2 separate regions of the Homo sapiens genome follow, and region 2 is linked to region 1. Evidence: chromatin loops called from intact Hi-C (ENCODE). Cell type or tissue: CD14-positive monocyte. All regions are shown on one strand. Links, peaks and the distances in the headings refer to the core of each region. The heading gives the core; the rest is flanking DNA.

Region 1 (5,366 bases), core at 231-5,230:
TCAATGTCCTGGGACATTACCATTCTTCCAATATTAAAACATTTGGGGCCGGGTGCGGTGGCTTACGCCTGTAATCCCAGCACTTTGGGAGGCAGAGGCGGGTGAGTCTCCTGAGATAAGGAGTTTGAGATCAGCCTGGCCCATATGGTGAAACCCTGTCTCTGCTAAAAATACAAAAATTAGTCGGGTGTGGTGGCGCATGCCAGTAATCCCAGCTACTCAGGAGGCTGATGCAGGAGAATCGCTTGAACCTGGGAGGTGGAGGTTGCAGTGAGCTGAAATCACACTACTGCACTCCAGCCTGGGCAACACAGTGAGACTTGGTCTCAAAAAAAAATAAATAAAATAAAATAAAACATCTGGGAGACCGGGTGCCGTGGCTCATGTCTGTAATCCCAGTACTTTGGGAGGCCGAGGCGGGCAGATCACTTGAGATCAGAACTTCGAGACCAGCCTGGCCAACATGGTGAAACCACATCTCTACTAAAAATGCAAAAATTAGCCAGATGTGGTGGCGCACACCTGTAGTCCCAGCTACTTGGGAGACTGAGGCACGAGAATCCCTTGAACCCACGAGGCAGAGGTTGAGGTGAGCCAAGATCGTGCCACTGCACACCAGCCTGGGCAACAGAGCGTGACTCCGTCTCAAAACAAAAAAACGTGTTTGGAGCAATATCTAGGATGGACAAACAGGAAAAAAAGAAGTAATGGAAAATGAAAGAAGTTGCAATGATGAGCCAAATAGGATGGGCAGCCTGGCTGCAGTGGCTCACACCTGGAATCCCAACACTTTGGGAGGCTGAGGCAGGTGGATCATTTGACCAGGAGTTCAAGACCAGCCTGGGCAATATAGTGAGACCTCATCTCTAGAAATAATTTTTTTAAAAAAATTATCAGGGTGTAGTGGCATGTGCCTGTGGTCCCAGCTACTCCAGAGGCTGAAATGGGAGATCATTTGAGCTCAGAGGTTGAGGCTGCAGTGTGATCCATGATCATGCCACTGCACTCCATCCAACCTGGGCAATAGAGTGAGACCCTGTCTCAAAAAAAAAAAAAAAGAAAAATAGAGTGAGCAGTAAGATAAGCAGAATTGTTACATGGATGTTGGAGTAAGGTCTAATTTTAAATTGTGTGATATACTCAACTACTCAGGAGGCGAAAAGATAGAATCACTTGAGGACAGGAGTTGGAGGTCAGCCTAGGCAACAAACATAAGAGAGAACCTGCGCCTGCCTCTAAAAATAAATAGATTAGGCCAGGCATGGTAGCTCACCCCCAATAATCCCAGCACTTTGGGAGGCTGAAGCAGGCAGATTGCTTGACCCAGGAGTTCGAGACCAGCCTGGGTAACGTGGAAAAAGCCTGTCTCTACAAAAAAATAGAAAAAATTAGCCAGGCGTGGTGGTGCCTGAGATGGGAGGATCACCAGAGCTCAGGAAGTTGAGGCTGCAGTGAGCCATGATTGTGCCACTGCACTCCAGCCTGGGCGACAAAGTGAGACCCTGTGTCAAAAAGAAAAAATACTAATAATTTTGAAATGTATGATATTGATGTACAGACTTGGAAACCAGCAACAGCAGATGACTCAGCCTGATTTGCGGCAGACAACTGCTGTGGGATGTTTTTGAGAAGGAAACAATGGCTTTTGAGACAAAATTCAAGAAGCAGCAAGCCCTTCAAAGAAGCATCTTCAAACATGGACAAAAATACACTTCATATTAATGTGGTGTGCAAAGGATCCCTTGCTGTGTTTCAGTAATTTAAATTCCAACTATGATAGCAATGTTTTCAGCACCTTGAAAGGACCTTTAAAGCAAATATTGTCAGTATGTTCCATTACTTGAGTGCATGGCACAGTACCTCTGAACATTCAGTACTTTTTAGTTGGAAGGTTATGCTAATCAATGGAAAAGGTCCAAAGAACAAAAGGAAGAAATGTGTTTCACCTAGCCACTCAGGGGCCATTGTGACCAGGCCTCTGTCTCTGTTGTAGACCTGAAGGCTGAAATTGACAAGTTGGCCACTGAGTATATGAGTAGTGCCCGCAGCCTGAGCTCCGAGGAAAAATTGGCCCTTCTCAAACAGATCCAGGAAGCCTATGGCAAGTGCAAGGAATTTGGTGACGACAAGGTGCAGCTTGCCATGCAGACCTATGAGATGGTATGGCCCTGTTCATGGCTCCCCACCTACTTCCCATCTAATCCTCAGGGTCTTAGACCCCTCCTTCAACTGTGTTGGGATCTGTTTGGGGTCTGTGAGATCCATAAACTCTGCCTTAACCTATTTTCTTTAATTGGAGATAGTTTTGTACCTCTCCTTTCTCCTTCCTTTCCACCCAGGTGGACAAACACATTCGGCGGCTGGACACAGACCTGGCCCGTTTTGAGGCTGATCTCAAGGAGAAACAGATTGAGTCAAGTGACTATGACAGCTCTTCCAGCAAAGGCAAAAAGAGTGAGGAGGGGGCGGGGCTGTGAGAGGTGGGGCGAGGACTGAAAGGGAGAAGAAGTCAGCTCTTCATCTGGTGGGAAGTTTGGCACCAGGTTGGAAAGGGGGAGAGAAGAGGACTTAACCCATCTTTCTGTCTCCCTGCCTTCTGGCTTTCTCCCTCTTCCCTAGAAGGCCGGACTCAAAAGGAGAAGAAAGCTGCTCGTGCTCGTTCCAAAGGGAAAAACTCGGATGAAGAAGCCCCCAAGACTGCCCAGAAGAAGTTAAAGCTCGTGCGCACGTGAGTGATTCAGGGAGCCCTTTGCCGGATGACATCCTCTTCTCTCCCGGTGCCCCACTCCCAGCCTGCACCGCCCCCTGCCGCTTTCTATATGTCTGCGCCAAGAACTCTTCTTATCATTTTGGTATCTGCTGGAGAAGCCACAAATCATTTGCCCTACCAGGATCTCCTGCCACCTCTGAAAGCCTCAGGCTTTAGCTTCCCTTCCTGTAGATGACACTTTCTCTTCCTCTTGGCATGCAGAAGTCCTGAGTATGGGATGCCCTCAGTGACCTTTGGCAGTGTCCACCCCTCTGATGTGTTGGATATGCCTGTGGATCCCAACGAACCCACCTATTGCCTTTGTCACCAGGTCTCCTATGGAGAGATGATTGGCTGTGACAACCCTGATGTGAGAAACATTTTGCCTTAGGATGGGGGGTTGTGAGGGGCATGAAGGGAGTGGGTACAAGAGGGAAAATCCCACAGTTGAGTACTGGGACTTCAGAATAGAAGAAAGATGGGCTGGACGTAGTAGCTCTTGCCTGAAATCCCAGCACTTTGGGAGGCTGAGGCGGGCAGATCACGTGAGGTCAGGAGTTTGAGACCAGCCTGGCCAACATAGTGTAACCCCTTCTCTACTAAAAATACAAAAATTAGCTGAGCATAGTGGCACACGACTGTCATCCCAGCTACTCGGGAGGCTGAGGCGAGAGGCAGGAGAATTGCTTGAACCTAGGAGGCAGAGGTTGCAGTGAGCTGAGATCACGCCACCACACTCTAACCTGGGCGACAAGAGCAAGACTCTGTCTCAAAAAAAAAAAAAAAAAAAAAGCCTGAAAGCCTGGCGCTGTGGCTCACGCCTGTAATCCCAGCACTTTGGGAGGCCAAGGTGAGCAGATCACTTGAGATCAGGAGTTCGAGACTGGCCTGGCCAACACGGTGAAACCCCGTCTCCACTAAAAATACAAAAATTAGCCAGGCATGATAGCCTGTGCCTGTAATCTCAGCTGCTTGGGAGGCTGAGGCAGGAGAATAGCTTGAACTCGGGAGGCGGGGGTTGCAGTGAGCTGAGATCATGTCATTGCATTCCAGCCTGGGCAACAGAGTGAGACTCTGCCTCAAAAAGAAAAAAAGAATAGAAGGAAGATGGTGGGAACTGGTTGGCCTTGGGACTTCCAAGAATTCTCCAAAAGGATGGAGTAAAGGACAGGATGTTCCTAAGGAATCTGGAGGGGCTTTCTCTCCTTCCTCTGGCCCTTCCTGGCCCCTGACTACTTCTTTCTTCCTCTTCCAGTGTTCCATTGAGTGGTTCCATTTTGCCTGTGTGGGGCTGACAACCAAGCCTCGGGGGAAATGGTAAGTGGCAGGAGTTGGAGGGTCCCTAAGTTGAGTGGTCAAGGGCATTCTCCCTTTCACTCACTTTTCTCTCCCCTTCTCTGTTTCAGGTTTTGCCCACGCTGCTCCCAAGAACGGAAGAAGAAATAGATAAGGGCCTTGGATTCCAACACAGTTTCTTCCACATCCCCTGACTTGGGCTAGTGGGCAGAGGAATGCCTGTGCTGGGGCCAGGGGTTCAGGGAGGAGTGGATGGCACAGTGCTGTCATCCCTTCTCCTCCCCTCTCCCCACTCCCGGTGCTGAGGCTGCATCAGACCCTGGTAGGGAGGGGTGCCGCAGCCACTAACGGTATGTGCTCTCCTTCAGCCCTCTCCCTTCGGAGGGACGTGGTCTTGCCCACTGTCCTTTTGCCTCCATGCTGAGGTCGGTGCTGTATTTCAGAGGGAGGGTCCTTTTCATTCTCCTTGCTTTGTATTTAAGGACTGGGGCATAGCATGGGGGCAGTCCCCCAGACCTCTTCATTCCCCCTCCTGTGGTGAGGGCTAGGTGTGATCAACACTTTTCTTCTCCATTCCCTTCCTGCTTTTTTCATGGTGGGGGATCCACCAGGTCATCTAGGCTCTGGCCCTAGTTGAAGGGGCACCCCTTCCTCTGTGCCAAGAGGATTCATCCTGGGAGAGGGGGCAAGGTGGAATGCAGATAACTCACATGTAAAAGGAACTTGGGTAGGTAAATAAAAGCTATACATGTTGGCCTGCTGTGTTTATTGTAGAGACACTGTTTTAGTAAACATGCTGAGCATTCATTTTGCGTCCTCTGGGTTGGATGCAATGTGAGAGGATGGCATGCCAGAATTAGGACACGACATGAAACCAGAGTGGTGCCTCTGTCCGAGAACTTGTAAGTTCTCAACTTGGGAAAGACAGAGGTGCTGGAGGGTAGGCCTCAGACCAGGGGGTCTCCAAAACTTTGTAAATCATGCATCTTTTCTCCATAAAACATCTTTCACTTAATTTCCAATAAATGATGTATTTGTGCTATACATACGTACTGCTATACTATACATTAGCTTGACTTCTTTTTTTTTTTCCTTTGAGGCGAAGTCTCACTCTGTTGCCAGGCTGGAGTGCAGTGGCGTGATCTTGGCTCACTGCAGTCTCCGCCTCCGGGTTCAAGTGATTCTCCTGCCTCAGTCTTACAAGTAGCTGGGACTACAGGCACATGCTACCACGCCCAGCTAATTTTGTATTTTTAGTAGAGACAGGGTTTCACCGTGTTGGCCAGGATGGTCTCCATCTCTTGACCTCATGATCTGCCTG
Region 2 (5,366 bases), core at 170-5,169, 330 kb after region 1:
TACTCACATCTTTGTAAGAGAAAGGAGGGGGAAATTTGGACACAGAGACATACAGAGAGGAAGGCCATGGGAAGACAGAGAAAGAGTTTGGAATTTTGTTACCACAAGCCACGGAACGCCTGGGGCAACCAGGAGCTGGAAGAGGCAAGGATGGATTCTCCTCTAGAGCCTCCAGAGGAAACTCAGCTCTGCCAACACCTTGATTTGAAACTTCTGGCCTCCAGAACTGTGAGAGAGTAAGCTTCTGATGCATTTTAGGCCACCAAGTTTGTGGGACCTAATACAGCTCCATTTGCATCTCTCTTCTTTTGAACTCCTCCTGCTTTTTATCTGCTCACATCACTCCCCTGCCCGACTCCTTCACTGGCCCTCTGTCATCCAAAGGACAAAGCTCATCTATAGGATGCTTTATCATGACATGCAGAGATGGGCATGACCTGGTGGCACCTACCCCCTAGCCTCTCCCTGCTGCGTCTACTCTTGTACTTGATACTGTAGCAATACCAATGGGGGCAGTTCTCTCAACACACACAACTGTTTCACAGTTCCCGCCTTTGCACGTTCTGCTCCTCCATGTGGAATGCCCTTCCCTTCCACCCTGACTCCCTGACATACTCCTAGGTATCCTCCCAAATGGTGCTCAGACATCAGCTCCTCTGTGTCCCTTCCAAACAGACCCAGCAGACAATGCCTTGCTCCCTTCTCTGTCCCAGCTTCATTCTACATAACTTCTCTCTATTGTTTGTATACTAATTACTCAACCAGGCTGCAGCACCTAGGCCTTGAGGGCAGGAATGGTGGTTTACTCTTTTCTGATTCCCTAGCACCTAGCTCTAGTGCCTGCCGTACTCAGCAAGTGCCCTGTAAATGTCTGCGAATGGAAGATGACTTCTAGAAGTTAATCATTTCAGGCTGTACAAACCTTCAGGGGATGCTGTATCTTGGGCTCTCCCAGTGGCTGGCACAGTAGCTGGCCAAAGGCTTTTTCTGTCTTCTGATGGATGGTGGAGGCTCTGCCTCCCTCTCTGGGGCACATCAGATTGTCCAGTCTGAAACTGAATCCACCCCAGCCTCTCTCCTCCTCCCCTCTGCGCTCCCATGTTCATTCGTTCCTTCCTTCCTTCCTACATTCTTTTTTTTTTCCTTCTTCTTCAGGGTCTCACTCTGTCACCCAGGCTAGAGTGCAGTGGCACGATCTCAGGTCACTGCAACCTCCACTTCCCGGGCTCAAGTGATTCTCCTGCCTCAGCCTCCCAAGTAATGGGGACTACAGGCACACACCACCACGCCCGGCTAATTTTTGTATTTTTAGTAGAGACGGGGTTTCACCATGTTGGCCAGGCTGGTCTCAAACTCCTGACCTCAGGTGATCCACCTGCCTCAGCCTCCCAAAGTGCTGAGATTACAGGTGTGATCCACCACTGTGCTCCCATTTCTGAGCTCCGGGGACCCCTGCCCATGCCTCCCCGTTGCTGGCTTTCCCATACCTGGGCCTGCTGGGTCTTCTCCAGCCACTGGGCACGGTCTGTAGGACTGGGACAGTGCACAAGGAGGGCGCTGGAGACACACTGGAATTCAGTGAGGTGGATCAGCAGGAAGCTGTCTGGATGGAGGAGACAACCTTCAAGAGGCCAGCCTTTATTTGATCTCCGTCCCAGCTCCTCCTTCCCCTCGCTGAGAAGAGGGAGAAGAAAAGACTCCCTGAAGGAAGGACGTACTGGGGTCTCGCAGGGGTTGGCACACGAGCTTCTCCAGCATGAGAGGGGGTCGGATGACCTTGGCTTTGTCCGCCTTGCGCTGGGGCTTGGTCACAAGGAGCACATCAGAGAAGAGGAACAGGTACACGTCCAGCTGGGGGTGGGGGCGTAGGGGAAAGAGACAGGGTCAGCTGGAGCCAGGGGCAGGGCTGGTCCGGGAGGAGGCTCAGGCATGGTGCGCAGGCACACAGGGACACACGCAGAGCCCAAATGCGGGAGTGGCCAGGGGCGTCGCTTTGGTCACATCTCTCACTTTACAGGCAGGCAAAGTGGCTGGCTCAGGGTCACACAAATGACTGGGGCTTAGCCAGAACCACATCCTCTTCCCCAAACCCCTCTTCTCCCACTTCCGGCGTTTCTGCCTCTTACCTTCTCCCACCGTGCCCCATCCCCTCCACTCTGTCCGCAGCACCCTCACCTTCCCTTCTCGTCCCTCCTTCACTCGCACAGGCCCCTCCAGCAGCAGCTGTCTGGTGTGCTCAGATGCAACCCCCAGCATGGGGGACGTCAGGTCCAGGGTGGAGAATGGGCGCAGGTTCTGAGGGACACAGAGGGGAGGGGTCAGGGCGCTCGGCAGTCTGCCTGGACTTCCTGGCCAAGGGCGGCTCCTGGTTCTGCCACCAACACCTTTCTGTTTGTATCCTTCCCCCATGGGCTAGAGAAAGCCTCCCAGGGCCTCCTTTTTGCTCTTCTGACCTGTACCCCTTGGACTGTCACCACCAGGTAGGAATGATGGACACCCTTGTAGCACCCAAGTACGGGGTGTTCTGGCCTTGCAGCCCTCCCCTTCACCAGTATCCCTGGGACCTTGCTTTTCCTGGGTCCCTTCCCTTTGCCCTCTCACCTTCTCCACCTCATCACTGGGTGGCTCCAGCACCTCGTAGGGCCCGATGCGTTGTGCTGCAGCCGCCAAGCTCTCTTGCTCTTCGCCCTGGCGGACCTGCCCATTGATGTGTCGCAGGAATGACTCCACGGCTTCAATCTAGGTGGGGTTGGGGGTGTGGGAGGAGGGACGGCTCAGCCGTCCCCTCCCAACCAATGCCAGCCACAGCACAGCGCCACACTGTCACAGACACACTAAGAAAGAGACCCCCCTCCCAGTCCCCGATTCACCAGAGTCCCAGCCCCACTGGGGCACCTACCATGGCATTCAGGGCCTCTTGGGCTCGTGCCTCGGGGCTCCTCTTGAGCACAGCATGGAGCAGCAGTGGGTACTTGGTGATGCGCTGGTGGGGCTTGATAAGCAAGTCACAGAGCATCTGCCTCCCAGAGCGCTTGTGCTTCTCACACCACTGCAGGGAAGGTGGGTGGGGCTCAGGGTTTGCTCCCTCCTGCCCTGCCTAGTGGTGAACTCAGCCTCAGGCTCAGCTGGAGACCGGCCGGCTAAGATGCACCCGTCCCCCTCCCCAGCACCCCTTCTCCCACCTGCACGAAGGCATGGAAGAGAGGGTTAGTTTCTTGCTGTTCTCGGGCGTAAGCCATGGTCTGCTTCACTCGGAGGCAGTACTGGACATAGGGGTGGAACCGCTGGCCAAACTGGAGAGACAGATACGGGAGGTGGGGAGCAGGCATGGGGAGAAGGCCATGAATACAGGCTCTAGCTGCAGGACCCAGGAGCAGGTGAAGAGAGCCTCGCAGGGGCCCTTAGCCCAGCTCCTGACAGTCCCTCCCTCCCAGGATCCTCCCAGGAATGCTCTCGAGGCTACGCCCCTTTCTCTGGATTCCACGAAGGAGCCTGAGGTCCCGACACTGACCCAGAGCTCTCTGAGCTCCCTCTATCCACAGTGCTACTGGGGCCTGCTGCTCTGGACTTACTCTCCCACCATCGATAATTCAGCTGGACCGTTGTCAGGACATTGCAGATCCCATTTCACCCTGGGGGTGGGGTGGCGACCTAAGAGTTGGCTCAGAAGCCTTGCTCCTATGGAGGGGGTACCTAAGGCTCCCAGGGGCAGTACGCCTACCTCTCTACCCCACTGCAACTTTTTCCTGCAGGGCCCACATTTTCCTGGCTAGGTAACATTGTAGAAGAAAGTCGGATCCTAGGCCCTCTTGCTTTCTCTTGTCACTCTTCTCCGTGCCCCGGGTGCCTCCTGTGGCCTTTTACACCCACCCAGGTCCTCCTAAGGGTCCCCTCACTTAGGCCTCATTTGCTGCACCCAGCTTTTGTAGTTGATGGGAGCCAAGGTGTGACCCTTCTCTGAGACAGCTGCATTTTCATTTCATAAAGGCCTCCAGAAGAACAAGGAGCCTGTGGCACAGAGGTCAGACTTGTGGCATGAAGGGAGGAGGTGAGGTGATATTAGGGGTAGGGGCTGTGTCCTGCGGCCCCTCAAATCACAGAGATTTGCATACTGTGGGCATGCCCTACACACAGGACCCCCGAGGGCTCCGAGTCCTGCCCCATCCAGACACAGCCCTTCACAGGCCTCACCGTCAGGAAGCCACTTTGCAGACCAATGGGGTCCAGAGGCTGGCCCGAGGCCCGAGTCTCCTCCAGGGTGGGCCCCAGCACCTCATCCCAAAAGCTCCGGTGGGTTCGAATCAGGCTGGGGACATTTCCAAACAGGGTCTCAGCTGACACCTGGAGGAGGGAGCAGAGCTGAGCAGCACACTTTTGGAAGGTCCCCAGGGGTGGCACTGGCTGAGGAAAGGTGAGGACCTTAAGCTTGGACAGCAGGGGCGGGGGTGAAGAAGGATGAACTGGGCACTGGGCCTGGAAGATCTCAAGGATGTCAGTCTGAGAAATGGGGGGCCTGTGGCCTGCTTGGAGTCCCCAGTAACAGGGAAGTAGGGAGGGCAAGGCATCCCAAAAAACGGGGCAGTGGGAATTCAGACAGGGATGGCTGGAGGGCCCACCCTCATCCCCAGGCTCAGAGGTCGGGCTGTGCCAGGGTCCCCTCCTGAGCACCCACTCACTTCCATCAGCAGTCCCACTCGCTGCAGGTTCAGCAGGCCGGCGGCTAGCAGCTGCAGGGAGGGAGACGAGGGTCTCAGGACCCAGCGCAGCCCTTCAGTGTCGTCACCTCCCACCCCCCACCAACTTCAGTACTGCTGACCTATCTCCCTGCATCCCAGACTGGCCTGAAATCCTGCCCCTCCCTCCCCCAGTGACCTGCCTTCCAGTCTGGGAGGATGGGGGCTCATGCAGGGAAGATGGGGCCGGGGCTGGGGCTGAGGGGGGCTCACATCAGTCATGATCTTGAGCTTTCTCACGTAGATCAGCTCGGTGGTCAGGAGCTCCCACAGGGCCTCCTGTTGGTGGCAGAGCTCCTGGCTCATCTCCTGGGGTGGGGAGAATGCTGGTTCAGTTGGGGAATGATAATTAGAATGGCAAGTACCAGCTGTTAAGTGCGACCGGATCCACTTCATAGGTTCTAGGCACTTTGTGCATGACCATGACCTTTTAATCCTCAAACCAGTGCTCTGATGTGTAGGTGGTATTATCCCCACTTTACATATGTGGCAACTGAGGCCCAGAGAACTTTACTGTCTTGACCAAGGTCTGACTAGTAAGTGGCAGAGCTGGGATCTGAACCCAGATCAACGCGTTTCCAGATGTTTTTTCCACATGACCCCACTTCCCAAGGCCTTTCCCTCCTCTAGAGC

What was found. A loop is a pair of places that touch in the nucleus more often than their neighbours do. Peaks named below come from ENCODE experiments on the same cell type or tissue, not always from the same donor. Only the 100,000 strongest peaks of a DNase experiment are listed, where the experiment ranks them.
Region 2: it touches region 1 in a loop (7-fold over the local background); 1 of 110 quality-filtered maps calls a loop at or near these places.

What each region holds. Positions count from the first base shown.
Region 1 is chr12:6,650,024-6,655,389 of GRCh38, reverse strand. ING4 (inhibitor of growth family member 4) reads left to right here. Exons shown (of 8, transcript NM_016162.4): 3 at 1,994-2,160; 4 at 2,340-2,454; 5 at 2,623-2,728; 6 at 2,972-3,119; 7 at 4,005-4,066; 8 at 4,156-5,089. The coding sequence ends at 4,195. Among named protein-coding and RNA genes, the nearest start is that of ACRBP, 5.3 kb to the right of the region's middle. In CD14-positive monocyte, for the core only: no CTCF peak of the experiment used is centred there; no DNase peak of the experiment used is centred there; H3K27ac peaks cover 1,184 bases.
Region 2 is chr12:6,315,230-6,320,595 of GRCh38, reverse strand. It overlaps PLEKHG6 (pleckstrin homology and RhoGEF domain containing G6), which reads right to left. Exons shown (of 16, transcript NM_001384598.1): 5 at 4,947-5,042; 6 at 4,677-4,727; 7 at 4,192-4,341; 8 at 3,183-3,293; 9 at 2,900-3,049; 10 at 2,602-2,739; 11 at 2,176-2,295; 12 at 1,719-1,851; 13 at 1,488-1,603. Among named protein-coding and RNA genes, the nearest start is that of PLEKHG6, 7.2 kb to the right of the region's middle. RefSeq lists an enhancer at 1,306-1,925. In CD14-positive monocyte, for the core only: no CTCF peak of the experiment used is centred there; no DNase peak of the experiment used is centred there; H3K27me3 peaks cover 739 bases.